Regions from separate parts of the Mus musculus genome. Here region 2 is linked to region 1. Evidence: chromatin contacts called from ENCODE Hi-C or POLR2A ChIA-PET data. All regions are on one chromosome and are shown on one strand. The core of a region is the stretch at or near the end of the contact, and the rest is flanking DNA. Distances in the headings are between cores, read along the strand shown. Region 1 has its middle 37 kb from the start of Tex50. Region 2 holds the start of Prdx6 (peroxiredoxin 6).

The links. Hi-C counts contacts between places; a loop is a spot of excess contacts on that map. ChIA-PET counts read pairs that join two places held with the same protein, here RNA polymerase II (POLR2A).
Region 2: a map of heart shows a loop between it and region 1 (2.2-fold over the local background). The contact joins the promoter of Prdx6 here to the enhancer-like site in region 1. A Hi-C loop is called at or near these places in 1 of 37 maps with a recorded cell type or tissue (heart). POLR2A ChIA-PET finds 5 or more read pairs at or near these places in 4 of 5 experiments (Patski and embryonic stem cell).

The regions. Positions count from the first base shown.
Region 1 is chr1:161,193,237-161,199,419 of GRCm38, reverse strand. It overlaps the pseudogene Gm6185. Among named protein-coding and RNA genes, the nearest start is that of Tex50, 37 kb to the right of the region's middle. Within about 2 kb of position 3,125, at least 3 of the 3 ENCODE cell types and tissues checked have a DNase peak (open chromatin) inside an H3K27ac peak, as active enhancers do; they include heart, where a contact is called at or near this core.
Region 2 is chr1:161,247,719-161,253,901 of GRCm38, reverse strand. Prdx6 (peroxiredoxin 6) reads left to right here and starts at 2,692. Exons shown (of 5, transcript NM_007453.4): 1 at 2,692-2,880. The coding sequence starts at 2,786.

The sequences.
Region 1 (6,183 bases), core at 1,876-4,375:
CAACCATCTGTAATGGGATCTGATGCCCTCTTCTGGTGTGTGTGAAGACAGCTATAGTGTACTCATACACATTAAATAAACAAATAGATCTTTAAAAAAAGACCAAACAAGTGGAATGACTAATTACAGTAAGTAATGAGTAATTACTGAAAGGCAGCGCTACCAACAACCAAGTGCAGTCGCTACACTAATCTGTAAGCCTTATGAACCAGTTAGTCCCGAGCTTCATTCACAAACACATCAAAGGAACAAAGGAGCAAAAGTTATTGGTGCCAAGTTTGTTTCATCTTGCAAAACCAAAAAAAAAAAAAAAAAAAAAAAAAAAAAAAAAAAGGTGCCATCCTCCATCACAGGTATTTATTCTTTACAGGATAAGTTAAACACTTAAAACAATTATTTCAGAACGGCCTTTACACTGAACAACTTTCCATGGGAAAAGTCAGAGTGAAGGCTTATTGTCCACATCTGCTTTCATTTGAGATGAGAATTTCTTTGGCAGATTTCGACTTAGTGTCTGTGATTTTGCATGGTTTCTGAGAGGAGGCCTAATCCATTGGTCTGAGAAGACACTGATCCACCCCCCACCCTCACCTCAACCCCCAACCCCACTCCAACACCCACACCCACATCCAATCCCACTCCAACACCCACACCTACCCCCACCCCAACTCCAACACCCACACCCACCCTAACCCCCAACCCCACACCCACACCTACCCCTACCCCAACCCCACTCCAACACCTACACCCACACCTACCCCTACCCCCAACACCAGGTGGGAAGGGTAGGTAAGAGTTTTGCTGGTGATGCATCTCGCTCTGACCTCCTTCCTTCACACATTACGATGGTGTCACACAAGTGTGGATGTGAAGGGGAAAAAAAAACCCAACAATTCATAGAATAAGTCTATCGGAGTGACGTAGAGAAGGCACTATTGTCTCTAAACCACTTTCTTCATAATGACAACATCAATAATGCTGATCACTGATGGCACATTGAAACGTTAAAGATAGAAATATGTAAATAAATAGAATTTTATTAGCCTCATCAAAGACAAGACCAGCCAAGTACTAAAATTCTCTGAAATCTATACTGAATGCATATCAGGAAACTCACTTAGTAATGATGAACTCCATCCTCGGTTTAAAGCTTAAAGAATCCAAATTCAGGCCTACCGTGACCAAAGCAACAATGCCTGACATTCCGAAATATTCCACTGGGGAGAGAAGAAAGTGAAATAAATTTAAATGTGATTAAATCTATACACTGATTCGCCCTGAGGAAAAAATCAGTAGGAAAGGTGAAAGCAGCGTTTCTTATTTAGAAAGTTGCTTCAAGGGATTGGCTAATGCTGTAGCTCAGGGAATAGCAGTGCTTCTTCGGAGATGGGCAATAGAATAAACACCCAGCCTTTGTGAGCCATGGGACCTTCCTCAGCTATGATGCTGCAAGAAGCCGGAGGTAACATGCAGACGGTTGGCTAGCCAATAAAATACTACAGACTTTAGACTTCAAATAATCTTCATCTCCATGAGATATTATTCTTTGATTCTGCTCTTTTCATAAAGCTTTTTTTAGCTCAGAGCAGATTTGACCCAGTTTGCCAATCCTGCATCATCACTGAGGCTAGGGCGAGTGGGAAAAGAAATGACGTAATCTCCGCTCAGCACCTTGGGACTTTGTGCTGCATGGGCCAGGCGTTGCTGCTTCCTGGAGCATTTGCCCTTCTCTCCCCGACTAAATTGGCAATTCACTGGGCTCTAAATGTTGAAACATAGTCTAGGGAGAATGTTAGAACACAAAAATACTAAAGGTGCCGGGCTACAGAGTCTCCAAGGAGCCCAGGGTGACAGTAGACAGAAAGGAAGAGAAAGAACATCCAAGCAAGCAGTGGAAGAGCTTTCAAACAGGGCACAGCACGATGCTTATGGGATGTGACCTCCCCTTTCTCCATTAATGTCCCCACGTCTGCAAAGCAGGTGTTAAGTGGGGTGAATAGCACCTCACATCCTTATTGCAAGCATTAACTTAGATGATATGTTCCTTGGCATATGTGCATGGCAATGGATGGCCACTCTTGTGATTCCAGTATTAACCACTGTTGTGACTACTACAGTACTGATTTTAATCCACTGGTCTACCACTTATCAAAATTCTTTTCATTTATCTATTCACTTAACTTCACTTTGGATATATATATACATACATATACATATACATACATATATATATATATATATATATATATATGCACTTTCCTAACGAATTTAACTTCAACAATCAAGTTGAGTAAAGCTAACAGTTCTGCAAATGTTTTGATAGGGGACAACTGTCAAACTCTTATTTCCAGTTTCTTTGAGTACATGCTAGTTCTTATTTTTGTCTGATATACATATATATATATATATATATATATACACATATGTATATGATCTTGATTTATTTATTATCATATATATTCTTGCTGAGTTTTAAACACATTTTTATCAAATGTTTGTGTTTCTTTTTTTTAAATAAAGCTTATTCTTGTAATTAACTGCATCAGTTCTTAGCATGACTTCAAATATATTTCTGAACACATTCAAGAAATTGATTTTTTATAAAGTTACTGACTACCAATTTCCATTTCTTTTTTTTTTTAAGATTTATTTATTTATTTATTATATGTAAGTACACTGTAGCTGTCTTCAGATACTCCAGAAGAGGGCATCAGATTTCATTACGGATGGTTGTGAGCCACCATGTGGTTGTTGGGATTTGAACTCGGGACCTTCAGAAGAGCAGTCGGTGCTCTTAACCACTGAGCCATCTCGCCAGCCCCATGTCTGTGTTTCAATGACTTGAGCCAAAGTGACGGAACATTTTTGGTTATATTGATAAATGAAAATAAGGAACTTGTATTGTTAATTATGTGAGAGTCCCATCCCAACTCGAAAACGTGTGTGTCTGGGCTGGGAATCCTCTAACGTGAAAGGGAGGCTGAAACGCCTTCTGCGACCCGGTCCTGGCACTCTGCCCTTGGCTATCATCCATTTAATCTGTCTAAGGGGACACCAAATATTGGCTGCAAACACCTCCATTCCTATTAGGAAGAAGAAATGAACCAGCATTTATGAGCCACCCTGTCTTGAACACAGTAGGGAGCTGGCAAAGGCTCAAAAACAAGTGTCTGGGATTGGGGAGAGAGACACGCCCCGCCCCCCTCCAGGAACAACTGTCACTCAGAAGGAGGTGGGAGGAGCTGTGTACACAAGGAGCTCTTGCCAGTCCCTAGGGTAGCCGCAGCTCACAAGCATAGCAAGCTTCATTAATGCATGCAGTGCCTTACACAAATGGAGTATTGTTAGACCGATTGTATAGAAGAGACAAGCTTAAAGAGGCTAAGTATTTCCCAACGTTGCTGATTGACGGAGTATATCTGGATTCTGTCTACTCAAAAACACATTGAGAAGGAATGTTGGTTCATTCGATCAGCACGTATTAAATTACTGTCGGGCATTTGACCAACTCTAAGCTTGGCTGAAAGGAGGAAAAACTAATCGAGTGAAGAGCTGACTATGAGCGCCACTCATATTCAAGAGGCTCACAGTCTGGTAGGGAGGTGGAAAAACTGAAGTAAGGCATCCACAAAACTTTCACAAAGGAGCAAAGAAATAAAGCTGAAGGAAACGAGCATTCCGTGAATGTTTTCGCTAGTTTGACTGGCTCAGGGCAGTAAGCAACCACTAGGTGGCGATATATCTACAGGAAAAAGAAAACTGCCTTTCCTTAGCTAGAGGTGTAAGAGACGGCTGAGATCTTCATTGGTTAAAGTTGCTCCAGTGTATGAGGGGAGCAAAAGCAGTTTGGTCATAGTTAATATGGTTCCTGGGAGCTGAAACACCTCAAGTCCCAATTTTACAAAACTGAACTAACGGAAGGCCCACTGGGGCTGGGTACAGTTACTCCTGCAACTTACCCGATGCCCCAGCTTCTCTTCCTGACACAAGCACTCTTGATCTCCCCACTCTCGTTTCCCACCTTCTAGATTCAAGAAAAGATCGCTATTTGAAAGGACCTTTTAGTCTAGTGAGTGAAGGATGACGAGCTTGGAAAGCCCTCGGGAACTTCTCCGCCAACTTTTCCCATTTTATGGGGTGAGCAGCTCAAGAGTCCAGACAGAAACAACTCCATGACGATTCCGCTTCTAGGGCACTGCCATGGACTTACTGTAGGGTTAGAGAATAGAGCTCAAAGGGCTAAGAGTACCCAGACATAGGAGCGCAAAGACATGAGGTTACAATGAGAGGCCAGGAGAGAACTAGATCTGACAGAGAGGTGATGTGACAAAACACAAGTGGGTGGGTGGGGGGTGGTAACAGACAGGAGGAAGACATGAAGCAGGGGAAAGGAGCAGGGCAAACCAGGACTCCCAGGCTCTCTAGTAGGATGGCAGTTCTTGTGTTTGTTTGCCTTACCAAGGTAAAACGTCATGTACACCAGTGAGAAACAGAGAACAACGTTCGTCAGTGTGTTGCTAAAGAGGTCGGTCAATATAATCTGGATGACTCTCGTACACCAATAGCCACATATGGTGCTTCCAAAAACATCAAAGCTGAGTCCGATGATTATGTGTAACTCTAAACATAAAAGAAAGGAGAGAAAGGGGAGAAAGAAAAACGTGAGTTAACCATCTGGGTTTTGGCTTGTTTGTCTGTGTTGTTTTGTTTTTTTACTGACTGCACTCTGGTTTGTAAACAGGGGGCCTGTTCTTCCTCAGGCAGAGTGCCCTGTGAGAGTCTGATAAATCTACTTAATGTAGACTTCCCCAGGGATGTAAGTGAGCCCCCACTTACACGCTGGTAAACAATCCCAATGAAACTCCTTAGGTCACACACAGAAAGACATTAGACAGGAGGGCTGGCTGCAGAGAGGAACAAGGAGTGTGGGGAAAGAGACAGGAGAGACTAACAGGAGTGGATACGATTGAAACACATCATGAAAGCATAACTAAGCCCGTTACATGGTTAATGCGTGCTAATAAGCCATTTTAAAATTATCTACCTGATTTCCACCAACACTTCCTTATGCTTTTGGTCCTCCCCACCCCCTCTTGCAGCTACCACAAATGTGTCCCCAGGGCTCATGTCTCCCCTTCACGCTGTGCTGATTCCTGCCATTCTTCTCTAGCTACTAACGAGACATCTAGAAACCTGTCAGGGGAATGTATTCCGCATCCCAGGCACCATTAGCCACACAAATCTGGCTGTTGTCCCCCTAGGATTGTTTTACCAATATGCATTAGTTGTTTGCCTTCACCCTCAGATCTAAGACCACGCACAACTCTTAGCATCCACCAACTGAGATACATGCTGATCCCAGCTAGAGGGATAACCTGGGCCGGATGATGCAATTGGTCTATGTGTGTATGCATGCTGAGGGACAAGAGATGGGTCTTTTTAATTATTTCTTTTCCTTCTTTTCTTTTTTTTTTTTTTAGATTGTAAAATTATATCATTTCCTCCTTCCCTTTCCTCTTTCCATCCCTCCCATATACCCCAGTTTGCCTATTACAGATCAATCCAACACACACTTTGCATTTTAGCAATCACTAAAATGCAAATATGGTTATATTTTCTTGTTTACCTCACTTCTCATTTTAATTGATCAGAGAGCAATGTATAGAGAAAGATGCAGAGACAAATGCACTTTCGTTTCAATAGTAATCTTAGGAAGTATACAGACAGAACATCAACCATCTTACCTCTGAACATGGACGTGTCAGTTGAGTGACCTCGAAAAATTCCAAAGAAAATGCATGTGAAACTACAAATGATCAGCGACTCCCCTCTGATGATATCCGTGTACATCTTAGAAATACCTGGGAAAGGAAAAACAGGGTGTCATTTAATGTGGAGCGTGGAAATGATGCTCTCACGTAGAAAGCAGAGAAGAGATAGAACATGACGGGGGAAAAAAACAGAAAAAGAAGACCATTGTAACGGGCATGGGTCTGAGACAATTCCAGCTAACACTTTTTAAGTTTCCTATTCTGCCTTCTGACTTTTCAGTGGCAAAGGATATAACAGGAGCACCCTGGTACTGCCCTGTCCTGGTTTCACTTCTGCTGCTATGAAAAAAACAAAAATAAAAATCAAAACAAAAACAAAAACTTATATGATAAAAGCAAATTATCAGAAAAA
Region 2 (6,183 bases), core at 1,443-3,942, 55 kb before region 1:
CCTTTCCTCTTCCTAAAAGTCCACAGACTAAGAGAGAGAGAGACAGAGAGACAGAGACAGAGACAGACAGAGACAGAGAGAGAGATTTTGATATTTTGAAGCAGTTAGAATTGTTGTGTGAATCAGACACCATCCCACTGGAAGTTCCTGCACTTCCTTGTTAGCCCTCAGGAGATAATTCTAAGGACCATGGTGTTCTCTCCAGCCATTAGGTTGTTTGAAAGCACTTCCTCCTGACGGCAGAGCCTTCAGTCCTTCATAGCAAAGGGTTCTCTTAGCCTGTTTCCTTCCCATGTTCTGGCCTATCCCACAGCGAGCCCCTCCCTTTCCCACTGTGCTTCTCACTGGTCCTTGAGAAAATGGTCTTCACTGTCCTCCTGTAGTGTCCTGGTTCCTTACATATAAGGCAAGGTCAAACTCACTTACCTACAAGGGTCAAACACAGTGGCCTTGTAACTTTATTCACATACTAAATACATGAGAATGTTCTTTGCTTTCACAGGGACATATACTATACCAGGCTTTTGCCTTGAATAAAATCGTCTTCATTGTTCATGTTCACAATATGAGGAACAGAATGAAGAAACAGTAATAAAGGAAAAGAAAAAGTCATGAAAAGAAAAGGCTATTTTGTAACCACTGTTTCCAAGTGGGCCTATAGCCTTCTGATGCTAGATCTGTGGACTTCTCAGAAGACAGAAATTTAAGTGTCTTGTGAAATAAACTGTGTTGTCAAAAATGTTAATCTCAACTGGGCAGTGGCGCACACCTTTGATCACACAGGGAGGCAGATCTCTGTGAGCTGGAGACCAGCCCGGTTTACAGATCATATTCCAGAACAGCCAGTGATACACAAAGAAATCCTGTCTTGAAAAACAATCAAGCAAACAGACATGTTAATCTCTACCTTTAAAGAATTCCAACTTTTGCCAAGGCTAGAGCACGGTTACTAAATCACCACCAGCAGGCTACTTCTGGCACTATAGATTGGAATAGGTGTTTATCTTACTATACTCGCTTAGTTTAAAGTGGTGGCTATGTAATTATGCCTTTGATAGAGATCAGCCACTTTGAGTCTGCATCCAGTCTCTTTATTGTGGTGTATCTGATTTTTAGCCCATCTTTGCAACACTGCTTATAGTTCCTTAAGGTCAAGCTACCCTGCTTCCCTACTGTGAAAATACATAATAAATAAAGTGAAGATACGTGCTTTCAAAACAGAAGGGTGGAGTCAAGCTAGAGATTAAGTTACCTTAACTTTAAAACGCATGGCAGTAATCTCTGTGAAGCAGGCAAGACCAGTATGCATGCAGACACAAAGACAGGGCTTATCACCATGATGAAAACGCAGGGTACAGTGGGTCGCTGCACTCAGCACCGCCACACGCTTTCCTTTAAATCCGTTGAGTCTGTTCCAGAGGATTCCTCACACCGAACAACAAACACTCACAGCTCCCCTGTCCATATCACCTTACATGATATCATAACTGCACTTTTCCTGTAAGAGCTGGGACTATGTCTCACATCAGGCCTCGCACGGTGTCTAGCTAGCAATAAGGAAAGTGAGAGTTACTGCGTGAATTGTGTCATCTAATAATAGCTACCACTCTGAGAGCACCTGCCATGTTCTAAGTAGTCTACTGTCCTGCAGGCTTCCCCAGGCTGGGCCACACAATCTGAAGCTGACCTCCAGGTAGCCTCACTTAACTTACATAAACTCGCTTTAGTTTCTCCAGCTAGGACTCGGGGCTTTCTAATACATTGTCCTCCACCACACCTTAGCGCTGGCGATTGGACCTAGGGCCTCCCACACTCCAGTCAAGCATCCTGCCGCACACCTGCTTCCTCATTCCCCTTTATTTTGAGACAGACTCTAAGTTCCCCAGGTTGGCCTTGAACTTCCTCTGTAGCTCAGAATTTACAGTCCTTCTCCTTTCTCCAGAGTAGTTGGGGTTTCTGGTTTGCGATCACCAGGCTGAGCTTCTAACAGATTCTGGTTTCTGTGCAGAATGTCTGCCATCTGTCTCTAATAAGGGCAGGCATCTTTCTCCACTTTGTGCTTAGGAAATAGGAAGTCAGTGGATCAAAATGTCCCATTTCTTCAGGTGGGAATTCACTTGCATACACTCGATCTCAAGAAGCCTGTTGTGAAACCTATATTTAAACTTTAGGAATAATGTGTTGAGCATTTTATAAGGAACTCCAGGAATGGGGAGGCAAAATTTAAAAAAAAAAAAAAACGGTTCTTTCCATTGCCCTCTTATTGACATTGGTACAGAATGTTTGCTGCAATAAGAAAGCCACTTCCTCTGACTTAGCCCACGTCACAAGTCTGGTTCTTGCCACATCCTGAAAAACTTCTGAAACCCAGGTTGGCTGAGTAGTCAGTCATTCAGCCAACTACTAGATGCTCATAGTAAAAGAGGGCTATACCCCAAGACCTCTAAATTGTAAGTCCAACAGGGGTGAGAATGTCAGAGGATTTGCGCTAATTCCGCCTTCTCCTAGAGCATCTTTGCAGAGCCGCCAGATCTACAAGTCCCCGCAATTCTCGGTCTTGCGCTTCCTTCCTATTGCACGTGGCCTTCTTTAGCTCCAGAATCTCCCTTGCCTGCAAGCTCCACGTGAAGAACCGCAGCCGCCAGACTCGCGGTCGCCCCACCCCGCCCCAGCCCCGCCCCAGCCCCGCCCACTCGGCCAGCACTGATCTAGGTCTCCGCAGGAGCCCGCCCGCTGCTCACTGCTGCGGCTGCGCCTCCTTGTTCTCAGCGTCACCACTGCCGCCATGCCCGGAGGGTTGCTTCTCGGGGACGAAGCCCCCAACTTTGAGGCCAATACCACCATCGGCCGCATCCGCTTCCACGATTTCCTGGGAGATTCGTAAGTGGCCACCGCGTTGCCCTGCCAGGTGACGGGTCCCCAGAGCTACCTGCCTCGCTTCTTTCCGGGTTGCGCTCGGCCGCGGCGGGTCTCTGGCTTAGCCCCTCACCGGTTCCCGCACGTGCCCGCCGCCGGGGTCCTGCCGAGCATCACCGGGCATTGCTGGGGACCTGCGACCTCTGCCCGGCCCTACGCCGATCAGCGGATCCTTCCCTGACCCAGCGTGGCTGGCCTGGCATGGGAAAGGAGGTCCTTGCCGAGGACGGTTTGTTGTCTGTTTAACCTGGTTTTGTAAACAGTGTTGGGTTTGTGTCGGGGTCGATCTGAAAGCCCAGGGGAGGTGGGGCAGGGTTGCTCGGTGTTTGAGGTCATTTCCCGGGACGCTTGCCCAGGGTCGCACTGCCCGCCCTCCTGCCGCTCTAGAAGTTGTACCTTGCGGAAGGTGGGTGCCTAAGGTCAAAGTTAGAGCACACAGCCACAAATTAAGGGCTGTCCCGACGTTATCTGGGTTCCTCTTAACTTCGGGGAGTGTTTGCGGACTTCTGAATTAAAAAACAAAACAAAACTACGGTGCCAAGTAAGTAGCCAAAAGACTTTTTGTCCAGAGCCTCCTTCAGAGGTCAAAAATAAGATTATATGTAACAGCTTTGGGAGCACCCAGAAACACTCTGTAGGCGTGACCGTGATTCTAGAAGAAGCAATGCTTTGAGGGAAAGGCTGCGACCATTTTGCCACTCTAGGCCATTCCAAGGCTAGGACACGTGTGCCTCCCCACTTGGAGACTCTTTTGTTTCCCAGTGGTCCCCTCCCCCTCTGCTTTGCATCAGCGCCTGGCCTTGCTGCTGATAACAACAGTGGTGGCCACAGTGGCTAGGTATGCACCGATTTTGTCTTAGTTTTACAGCTCCTGAATGCACACATTGTAAGATGCTTAGTTTCAGTCCGCTTTTTGCATACGCGTCAGGCTATGTTGTGGTTCTGGAGTTTCAGTGCCCAATGACACTGAATAAACAAACTCTTGGGTCTGTCTGTGTCCTTTTCGTATCTAGTATGTATGTATGTATGTATGTATGTATGTATGTATGTATGTATGTACGTGAGGACAGAGCAGTTTATGAAACTACTCCGTGACCAGGCAGGAAAGGAAGCATTAGAGAATCTTTCCTGAGGTGAGTTTGGCTCCTCCTGACTAAGGGGAAGCAGAGCTTTTAAAAGAGAAAGGTAGACTAGAAGAAGTAGCAAATGGAACCCTCAGGCCTTGCAGGAGAAAAGTCTAAAAATAAGCATGCCAGCCAGACTCATCACTCAAAATCTAGTGTTAATATTTATCCAAGACTGCCAACGATTTACACAGTGTTCCTTCCCATTCCTGTCTGCAGCCCACACCCCCAGGAAATGTGAGGGCTTGCTGGAGCGCTTCATCTGTAAGGATGAGAGATAAATATGAATCTAAAGCGCGTGTGCTGTGAAGATAGCCACACTATAGAGTCGGGGGCGGGAATCTTAGGGATTGTTTATTGATCTAGATCTGGATGCAACTGTTTTATTCCAGCTGCTGAGGAGACAGTTGGGAAGATCCTAACTTCAAGGCCAAGCCAACTTAGTGAGGCTTTGTCCCTAAATAGCAACTAAATAAGCAGATGAAGTGGCATCTTAAGATGAGGTAAATTTATGAACAAACATAAGTCATGATACGCCTGCAATAACCGAGAAGGACTTTTCCACCCTGTGTGTCATTTCTAATACAAGGGATTTGACTAGTGTTTCCAAACTCTGTTCTGTAGATGATCGCAAGTCAGTTTGCCCCTGACAGACTCAAAGATCCTTTGGAGGAGAAAAGGAAAATGAACTTTAAGCATTACTTAACCCCCTGATAATTAGAAACAGCTGAAGGTTTGGGGAGCCGTGTGGGTTTGAGTGGGTTTGAGTAGGTTTGTATGGTCTGTGGATGTGGAAGAGCATCTTATATATCCCAGGGTTCCTCACTGATCAAAACACCTGTGCCACAGGTTTTCTGGTAGGAGAGACGATTCTGTTAGAGGGAGGAAACCTTTTGTCTTTTGAAAATGAGGAAGGAAATGGCATAATGCCATTGAATTTCTCCAAAGGGTAGGGAGCCCAGGCATTCTTGGAATACCCTGAGGTCCGATCCGCTGGTGTGTGTGAAGGGGCGGAAATACAGTTCAGCAGCATGACTCGGCAAAACTCATTGCCTCGCAATTAAAAAAGTAAAATAAAATTCTAATTCATCACTCCTAGAACAGTACATAAAGAAATGCTGTTCCTTTTTTTCCCTGCAACTTACGGAGCCTTTCTCTTAAGTCTCATCTGACCACCATTGGTCCTTTTCCATAGAACCTAAGGCCTAAATATGGCAGCTAGATTAAAGATGTGTGTTGCTCTTCCTGCCCCGTATTAAAAAAAAAAACAAAAACAAAAAAACCCTAGCCATCACTCATCTCCACAATCTTCAAGCATTGCCTCAGGGCCTCCCATTCTTTTAGGCCTTGCCACCTTGAGTTGAGTGGCAGGTTAGGTGGAAGGCAGTAGCTTTGTCTGCTGTGTTCTTCGTGTTCAGCAAGGTTTGCCCGGATGCCCTGCATCTAGGCCAGATTGAGTAATCTTCTAGTTTGGGACCTTGGCCCTGCCCAGCTCCAGCAGTGGCATTGTAGAGGACTTCGTGCCGAGTTTTCCTTTGAGCTCGAAAGAGCTGTTGCCAAGGAGAAGGAGTTGTACTCTGGAAGTTCCTTGGGAACTCAGTTTGAATCATCCGCAAAATCTGTACAGTATTAACCTTAGATATGGATTCAATTGTAATCTTCACCTAAGTACTAAGTAGATGTGGGGGGAGTGTACATTGTAGGGTATCTGTATTTTCTACCTGCTTGGTCTAAAGTCAGAAACTGCAACTCTTAAGACGTATTTTGTCGTGGTGCAAATATGAGCGCCTTGTTTTACAGGTTAGGTCAGTCGAGTGGCTTTATGAAAGATTTTCTATCTGCCTGCTTCCAGAAAGCCAAGTGCCAAGCTGACTTTTAGTTACCTACAAGCCTGAGGCTAGACTCTCTCTGCTCCGGGTTACATAATCTGTTTATTATTGTAATCAGGCATCTGTTTGAATTTGGGGCTTAGTAGGTGATGAATTTCAAGGACTGTGCTAGAAAAAAAAACACAAACAGCTTAAGGAGTATTTCAATAGGGTGCTTGACTTGAATAGCACAAATTTTATTGACTGAAAAGGAGTCACAGTGTGTGGCTGGGTGTGGTGGTCCATACCTTTAGTCTCAAGCACTCTGGGAGGCA